Linked DNA regions of Homo sapiens: region 2 is linked to region 1. The links are chromatin contacts, found by Hi-C or POLR2A ChIA-PET in ENCODE. All regions are on one chromosome and are shown on one strand. Each heading gives the region's core, a stretch centred on a gene start or an enhancer-like site at or near the end of the contact. The rest is flanking DNA. Distances are from core to core; before and after follow the strand shown. Region 1 holds the start of RALGAPB (Ral GTPase activating protein non-catalytic subunit beta). Region 2 overlaps DHX35 (DEAH-box helicase 35).

Region 1 (4,518 bases), core at 809-3,308:
GAGAAGAATCTGTTCGCAACATGATCTATCTATGACATAAAAGGACCCAAACATTCCACTGAGTAAAAGCTTTGTGAGTCTGTATGTCAAAGCACTGGAAGGAATACAGAGATGAAGAAAACATAGTCCCTGCCCTAAAGCTTCTCATAATCTAGAAGTAGGGATAGAACTACAACTCAGAAAAATAACTGATAAGTTTCACTACGATGTTCCTAAAGAGCAAATTGGAAGGACTCAAGGTGGGTAGGGGTCAGGGACAGAGGTATCTTGAAGGGAATGCTTAAAGCTAATGCAGCCAGAGACAGGAAGAAAAGGGTATGTAGGCCTGGCACAGTGGCTCGCATCTGTAATCCCACCACTATGGCAGACCATAGTGGGTGGACTGCTTCAGCCCAGGAGTTTGAGACCAGCCTGGGCAACATGGAGAAACCCCATCTCTACAAAAAAAATTCAAAAATTAGCCAAGCGTGGTAGTCCCAGCTACTTGAGAGGCTGAGGTGGGAGGACTGCTTGAGCTCAGGAGGCGGAAGTTGCAGTGAGCCAAGATCATGCCACTGCATTCCAGCCTGGGCAACAGAGCAAGACTCTGTCTAAAAAAAAGAAAGAAAGAAAAGAAAAGGGTGTGTATATGCATATAGGAGAGAGCAGAAGTGTGTGCGTTTGGGTGGGATGGCCAGAACGTTCAGAGGATGGTCTAGGCAGACTTCCAGCATATGTAAAAACGACCCAGAGGTTACAGACGCTACACCTATAAGTACTGTATATTTAGGAAAATTGCAAACGAGCAGTTTGCATAAGATGCATACATTTTAAATGTTCCAGATGACTCAGAATCCCTGCAGAGAATTCCATCCCTAACAGTCTTTCACAAGGTGTAGTGGTCAGTCAACCTAAAGATCTCTGCGGGTGGAACCTGCAAGTTTAACAAGCTCCCAGACAATTCTCCTGCACACTTAAGCTGGAGAAAGAGAGATGCTTTTTGAGATGCAGAATTATCAAATTACATGCGGTTCCCAAACTTTGCTGCAAGCTGGAATCACTTGGGCATCTTTAAAAAAAAAATATTGAAGTCTGGCTTTCAACTCCAGACATTCTGATTGTTTTGGTCTGGGATGCCACATGGGCATCAGAAACCTTTACAATTTCCCCCAGGTGATTCTACAGTGTAGCAAAGTTGGAGAGCCACTGCCCTAATTGTTAAGCACTTGGGTCGGATGCTCCGGTTCAAATTACTAGCTATGTGACCTTGGGTAATTAAGTCACCCAACCACCCAGGGACTCAGTTGCCTCGTCAGTAAAATGGGGACAACAATCCTACCTCACAGGGTTGCTGTGAAGTTAGACGTGGAGAACGTAATGGCCTGGCATGATGCCTGGCGGATAAGAAGCGCTTAATGGGGGTTAGCTGTTTACTCCCATCATCAACTCTCCCTCATCAAAGTGTCACTGTGCAATGGGCAGCATCGTCCCCACTGGGCGGCAGCAACTTGCCTAACCTTTCTGCTGGACCAAATTCTTTGCGGGAGTTGTCTAGCTCCGCTCCAGACCCGCCCCCTCCCCCAGGTTGCCAGGAGAGAGCTTCGCCTGGCCGGGGTAGCTCCCAAGGATTAGACCGGGTTTACACAGACTCGACAGCAGCCGCCCACTCCAGGGCCAAGCTTTCCCCGCCCCCGTGGGTCTCCCAAAAATTTGCAGATGAGCTTCCAAAGGCCGGGCCCCTGGAGCACCCAGAGCCGAGAAACAAGCCTCAGCCGTCCCTTGACCGCCAGGTGGGGAAGAGAGGGAAGGAGAGGGGAGGGTCCGGCCGCGGCGGGGCCGGCTGCCCGGTTACCTGAGGCGACGGGCGGGGCCCGCATCGCCGGGGCGGGCGCCGCCGCCGGCCGTCCTCGGCCTTCCGCCTCACGCGACCCGCGCCATAGGGCTGGCGCTTTCACCGCCCTGGCCGGCCGTCCTCAGGCGGTCCGTCAGTCCACCCGTCAGCGACTCTCCCAGGGCGCCAAGGGACGACGAAGGCCACTCGAGCCAGCCGGCTGGGATCTGCTCAGGCAACTTCCGACTGCCAGGGGCGGCGGCGTCAAATAACTCCCCAGCCAAGTGGGCCACTGCGCGTGCGCGGTGCGCCTAATCAGAGCTTTCTACGGGGCTGAACCGGTGGCGTCAAATAATTCCCGAGACACAGAGCCGGAAGCTGCGCCTGCGCAGCTATCCCAGATCGCCGCGCGGGACGCATTGCGTTCCTCCCATTCCGGATCAAGTGGAGAGGGAGGAGTGAAGTGACGGATGCACCTACCTCATCGCGGCACAGAGGAGGCGCTCTACCTGCGTCCTTAGGAATCTTACGGCATCCACTCTACCTGCTTTCGGTGCAGACGGATAAGGGGCTTCTCTGCAAGATTCTGGCTCCCACCTAGGTTCTAGGAATTTCTCCCATCCCACCATTACAGCACTCTTCCTCTGAAATGATGCCCTTTGCTCGCCGCCGTCTTATTACACGGGCACAGCATTAATTATGAACAGTGCTCTATTCCAGGCCCGGTGTGGGTTACAAAGGTGAATCGAACATAAGATTTAGAGCCTCTCATTAAAGAGCTGAATCTGATCGAGATAAGACAGTAGTAATAATACTAAGAGATACTACTTCGAGCACCTGCCATGCGCTAGACATTTTGTAAACAGTACCACTTTCAATAATTTGCTTTCACTTCAACGAAGAAAATAATACCATTGGAGAGGTACAGCTTAAGTGCTTTGAGAATCTAAAGGAGGAAACTTGGACTGAGAAAGAAGAGGAGGGAGGGATGGTGGAATTCTTCACGGAGGACCTGGCCTTGAGACTGACCTTGGGTATTGAGAGAGGGAGGAGGGGTCAGGGTGTTGAGTAGAGGTGAAGGCACGGTTGTCTGAAAAGCAGAAGGGAGCAAAGAAGATTCTGACTCCTCACCTCAGTTAGAAGAGACTATGGAGGAATGAGTGATAAGGGAACTAGTATCCTCACAGAAAGGGTAAAACTGAAGAGTGTTTCCTCAAGACCACACCTCACCCCCCAGAAAAATAGCTACAGGAAGGAAGAGGGAAAAGGAGGGTAAGAATGTGCTAGGACAGGAACGAGGCTATGTCCAGGACACTGGATCCAAGCAATACATTTCAATTAAACACAGTGTGACAAATTATGTAGTTGGCTAACTCAAGATCTATTTCAACCACTCCCTTGCCTTTCTATACTACAGGGGCTGAAAAGCAAAGCACACAACTCTCAACTTTCTTTGCTGCTAAGGGTGGCAGTGAGACAAAGTCCTGGCCACTGAGATGTAGGCAGAAGTATCAAAGGAGACCTTCCCTTCCTTCTTCCCTTGGAGAAGTTTGTGTCCTTCACTTTTCCCCTGCTTCATGCTTGGAACTGGGTAACACCTGGGAGCACAGCAGCCTAGAGGCCATGAGGAGGGCTGTGCTGAGGAAGGTGGAGCAGAAAGACAGGAGCCTGTTTGTTTAAGTCATACTCAAGCAGCTACACAAACCCTGTACTACCTTCCTGTCTTATCGGGATGAGGGATCTTATATATACCAGAGTTTGTTGAGTTTTATGTTACTTGCAACCAGATGCATTCTAACACAATTAATACTGAACCCCTGTAACAGACAAGGGAGGGGTGACTAACTGGAAGAACAACGGGTGATGGGAATTGGAAAAGTGACAGGCACAGAGGATGGGAAAGCTGTCCCAAAGCCCTTGGGGAGATGATGAAAATACAGCTATCACCCTTCTAGTGGTTTCAATTCATTCCTGAAATTCTGCTTCTAAGTGGAAAGCTGTTAAATTTTTCCCATTAATTAAAATGGGCAAAATTGTGTTCAATTCCAGCCTAAGGCACCTAAATATTTTTAACAGAAAAAATATATTGATGCAACAGAAAATTATACAAACAAATAATTTTGCTTAAAATATGGTTTTTACATAACATGTAAGGCAGTAAGACTTACTGCTCTGGACAGAAAGACAAGATTTAATATTAGGTGCAAGTTGGTGGAGGAGAGATGCAAGTGAGTGGTTCTCTAAATGATGGTTTGTTTTTTTAAGACACAGGGCCTCGCTATGTTGCCCAGGCTGGCTTCAAACTCCCAGGCCCAAGCGATCCACCTGCCTCAGCCTCCCAAGTAGCTGGAACTAAAGGCACACATCACTGTGCCTGGCATAAAAGATATGTTTTTTCTGCACTCTTTGCTAATTTTTTAAAACTTTTGAAGTCTTCACTTAAACAAACATAAAAATAAAACACACATACGCACATATACCTTGAGGGAAAATTAAAGACTAAACATTAGAACACTTTGAAACATTTGAGAAAAGCACACATGTACAATAAACTTAAGAGACACATGAGATGCTACACATAGTAAAACATTTTGGATCTCCAAACATAGTGCACAATTCAAATTTGTTCCACGGCATGATCTCTAACTAGAAACATCGACTAAACTGGGGAATGTCTTCATCTGAACTGTAATGTCAAAATATCATTG
Region 2 (4,737 bases), core at 929-3,428, 510 kb before region 1:
TCTCTGTCTCCTAGCTGACTAAAGTCTCTGAATGTCAGGATACTTTTCTTCACTTTCTGCCATGGTATCAATGTCCTGTACAGCAGCAAGGACTACATGTTTTTAATTCTCCCAAAATAACCTTCTTCCTTATTTCCACTAGGAAAAGCAGCTTGAGCACTTTACCTTAATTCTCGTGGCCAGCTGGTCGGTGCAGTCATCAAAGCGGATGCAGTAGCCCACCTCGTGGCCCAGCACTGCACCCCTTTCTTCAGCTACTCTCCCTGCAACCTTTGGGAAGAAAGATCATGCTGAAAATAGAGACATAGAAATTACTGCACAGCGCACATACTATGGAAAATCTAAAGGTCATTTATATTTTAAATAGTATGTGAACACAATGAAAAATGAAAAGAGACAAGTTATTAGAGAACAAGCATAATAACTTTTGCAATTTTTATTATTATTATTATTGAGACAGAGTCTCACTCTGTCACCCAGGCTGGAGGGCAGTGGCACAATCTCGGCTCACTGCAACCTCCACCTCCCAAGTTCAAGCAATCCTCCTGCCTCAACCTCCTAAGTAGCTGGGATTACAGGCAAGCGCCACCAGGCCCAGCTAATTTTTGTATTTTTAGTGGAGATGGGGTTTCGCCATGTTGGCCAGGCTGGTCTTAAACTCCTGACCTCAAGCAATTTGCCCGCCTCAGCCTCTCAAAGTACAGGGATTACAGGCGTGAGCCACCACACCCAGCCAATTATTAACTTATGTATCTCACTTCATTCTATAATGGTCTTGGGGCAACTTATAAGAACATACACAATGAAAAACAAAATCACATAAAAATGTTACGGATCAAGATCCAAAAAATTACAGAAAAAATTTCAAAAGATCAAAGCCAATGAGAAAATGTTAAACATAGATATGCCAAAATTATTCAAGTTGAGCCACAAATTCAGCTCTAAATTTGGTGGCCAAAGCAAAAAGGAAAGTAAAAGAAATGACAAGATTCACCCTGTTCCTAAACAAAGGGCACACTAACCAGGGACAACTTTTCATCTCCACGCTCGAAAAGAAAACCCATCCCCCGGGACCATGAAGGCAGAACAGGAATTACCATATTCAAAGCTGGGCCAGTTTCATTTTCTCATCGAAGGCAAAAAGCTAAGTTTCAAGAATGAGATACCTGAAACAGTTCACAACTGTGTCCCAGCTGCCAAAGCCACTGAGAGGGGAAATACAGACAAACTCAGGTTTAAAACAAAGGGGGCAGATGAGTGGATGAGAAGATCAATAAAAAATCCAAGGTAGCATAATAAAGTGAAAGACAAAATATGTAATACATTATGAAGACCATAAACTATAGACAAAATTTCATCCATCAAAACATAACAAATAAAAAATGAATGCAGGAAAGAGAAAAATGAATCCAACAGCAAGATCTCTGCATTCCCCCAAGAAGGCTATTCAAAAGTTAACTTATTAATAGAAAATATTTAAAAGAATGAACAAGCATAAAAGTGGAAGAGCAATAATGAATATCATTTAGTTTAATTTAAAAGAAAATAGGACCGGACGCGGTGGTTCACACCTACAATCCCAGCACTTTGGGAGGCAAATCACCTGAGGTCAGGAGTTCAAGACCAGCCTGGCCGACATGGTGAAACCCCATCTCTACTAAAAATACAAAAAGTTAGTTGGGCATGGTGGCATGCGCCTGTAATCCCAGCTACTCGCAGGAGGCTGAGGCAGGAGAATCACTTGAACCCGGGGAGGTGGAGGTTGCAATGAGCCGAGGTCACACCACTACACTCCAGCCTCGGTGACAAAGAGACTGTGTCAAAAAACAAAAAAAGAAAGAAAAGAAAGTTTAGTATTCACCACCACATAAACTACCTAAATGAAAAGAACCAAAGGGAAGCAATATTAATAGAGATTTCCCAGGGCCCAGCACACCAATCCCCACAGAAGGAAGGAGTTCAGTCTCCCTCTTTCACAGGTGAGACAACCTCCCCAGCACCCACGCAGTTCCCAAGTCCTGACTTTAGAACATGGCTGGCACATGTGGTGTCCTGAGACAGAGCTTACTGCTCCAGCCTTTCCACCCCAGCAGCCCCAGGCTCAGGAGGGCAGAGGCTCCCTGCCCTCAGCTTCTGAGCTAGGCACACCCAGGCGTTTCCTGCCCATCAGTGTTTAAGACACTGAAGAGCAGATGAGGATCAGAAGCAGCTCTGCCTGGTGACTTGAAATTATAGAATGGGGAGGCCAAAACCAAATCAATCATCTGGCAGCTGGTCTATATCATGTAGGCTTTCAAAACGTCTTATGAAACCAGAAAGTTATCCTACATTGCTCTGCCTCTGGTGGTTGTATTTCCCAATGACCAGCATTTCACCAGGACAGATTTGTTATTGTTACTGTTCCAATTTCAACCCTACATGTCGTTATATTATAAATCTCAGAATATGGTACAGGTAGAGAATGTGTGCATAGAGATACTAGGAACTTATGGAGAAAATAGGCTTATAAGAATGAGCATACATAAATATATATACACCTACGATGTACCCACAAAAATTTTAAATTTAAAAAAATGAGCATAAATTAACAAATCTCTGTAAAAATATAATCATTTTATGGGTCTATAAGGTAAAAGCCAAACCTGTTTATTCTTACTCCTTCACTATTTGAATACATTTGCTATAAAAAGTATGTATTTTTATTTTCAAACTCTATTTTTAAATTTTTATTATTTATAATCACACAAGGTTATATTCTCTTGGCTTTTTAATAGATTTTTATCTCTATCACTTTAGTTCTGCTCCCAATAACCTCATCAACTAGACTGGACAAATACTATCTTTTTGACAGACCAAAAGGAAAGGGAGGTAAAAGACCAAAAAAAAAAAAAAAATCACTGAGCACCTACTACTGGCAAGTGCTGTGCTCTAAGCTTTCACAAATTTGTATCTCATTAAATAGACACACAGCCCATGAGGTAGACGAGACACTGTTGTATTTACAAATGAGGAAACTGAAATAAGACAGGTGTTAGAGCTTATTCTGAATCACAGGTCAGGGAGGACCTACCTGGTCTTGAAGTCAAACCCAGACCACATGAGTTCAACAAGCATACTCACTACTAATTGCCTCTCACAGAGATCAAGCAACAGCTTATGCAATCTGTTTTTAGGCTCTGAGATTGTTTGCAGATTTTAGTCTGCACATAAAGTACTTTCTGAGATGTAGCATTTCAAACTTGACAGCTCTATTAATATATTACATGCTCTTTGCTCTTTCAAGAGAAAGCTGTGGTTTCATGGAAGTTATCCATGGCTACAAATTTGGAACTAAGATGCAAACTGATTAAGAGCTGGGATTCCAAACCACAAACAGGAAAAATTGTTCTAATTTTAGGTAACTGAGTCATCTTTTAGTGACAAAAAAGATTAACTCCAGCAGCATTTGCAACTTGGTTTCCAAACTGTTAGCCCCATTTTCATACAAAAACACAACACACACACACACATAACTTCTAAAACTGTATAACTTCTTAATTGAACACCATTAGAAAATGAACTTTGGGCAAAACAACGACACAATAATTAAAACTCAGTACAGAACAAAAATAACTTGGGGAAATAGAATTAATTGTTTGTCCAGGTAAAGGCCACAAACTAAAGGCCCTACTTCCTTTTCTTTAAGCCTTTTTTTTTTTTTTTTTTTTTGGAGATAGGGTAAAGGTTGGAGTACAATGACACGATCATAACTCACCGCAACCTTAACTCCTGGGCTCAAGAGATCCTTCTGGCTCAGCCTCCGAAGTAGCTGGGACCACAGGCAGGTGCCAGCATGCCCAGCTAATTTTTTTAAAAATTGTTTTGTAGAGACAGGGTCTTGCTATGTTGCCCAGGCTGTTCTCAAACTCCTAGGCTCAAGCAATCCTCTTGCCTCGGCCTCCCAATGTGCTGGGAATACAGGCATTAGCCACCACACCCAATCTCTCAGAGCTAATTTAAAAACAACAAAAGAATTCAAACATACTATCAACAAAAAACTTATGGTGGCTCAGACTTCTACACAGTGATCCTCAACGCCAAAAGGCAGTGAGCAAAGTCTGCAGTTTGCAGGGACAGTGTGAATCAAGAATTTTATATCAACAAAAACCACAACTGAACATTCTCAAGCATATTAAAAAAAAAAAAAAGCTGAATGATAAAATTCAGCCAATACAAGAAATAAAAGCAAAACAAGCAATTCAAGGTTAGCAAAACCATAGAAAATAACTAATGATGAGTAATGAATCCATTCAAGCTAGAATTAAGGTTAAACACCTGTGAGAATTATGATTAAGAACATGTATATTATAAATCTTGAAATGAAAATGACAGGACTGTATCTACAACAAATGGAGAAAGGGAAGGTGGAAAGAAGAATACATGTGCTAATTTCCTCTTCTTTCATAACAGGAAACTATAAGGCGTAATTTGAAATATAGGTAACATCTTGAATTTTTTTGTACTCTTTTTTCTTACTTTTCAAGCTTTAATAAATTATCTTGCGGTGAACATTTATCCAAAGTACAGTCGCTACTCCTATTTCACTAAAGTTTCCTATTTTGTTAAATTCAATAAAAAATAAATATTAAATATGATCTCATTTTTATAAAATTATTTCTATCCAGCCAGTCAACCATTCATCTTCATCTTTAGGAGAAGCTTGGAATGATGTTCACAAATGTTCACATTGTTTATGTT

The links. A loop is a pair of places that touch in the nucleus more often than their neighbours do. ChIA-PET counts read pairs that join two places held with the same protein, here RNA polymerase II (POLR2A). Pooled maps may share reads with other maps.
Region 2: a pooled map shows a loop between it and region 1 (4-fold over the local background). The contact joins the enhancer-like site here to the promoter of RALGAPB in region 1. A Hi-C loop is called at or near these places in 2 of 50 pooled maps. POLR2A ChIA-PET finds 5 or more read pairs at or near these places in 3 of 52 experiments (A673, Caco-2 and activated naive CD4-positive, alpha-beta T cell).

The regions. Positions count from the first base shown.
Region 1 is chr20:38,470,383-38,474,900 of GRCh38, reverse strand. It overlaps RALGAPB (Ral GTPase activating protein non-catalytic subunit beta), which reads right to left and starts at 2,058. Exons shown (of 30, transcript NM_020336.4): 1 at 1,832-2,058. RefSeq lists a silencer at 1,778-1,977 and an enhancer at 2,268-2,337.
Region 2 is chr20:38,984,346-38,989,082 of GRCh38, reverse strand. DHX35 (DEAH-box helicase 35) reads right to left here. Exons shown (of 22, transcript NM_021931.4): 5 at 166-270. Among named protein-coding and RNA genes, the nearest start is that of DHX35, 24 kb to the right of the region's middle. RefSeq lists an enhancer at 952-1,071. Within about 2 kb of position 2,178, at least 6 of the 41 ENCODE cell types and tissues checked have a DNase peak (open chromatin) inside an H3K27ac peak, as active enhancers do; they include A673, where a contact is called at or near this core.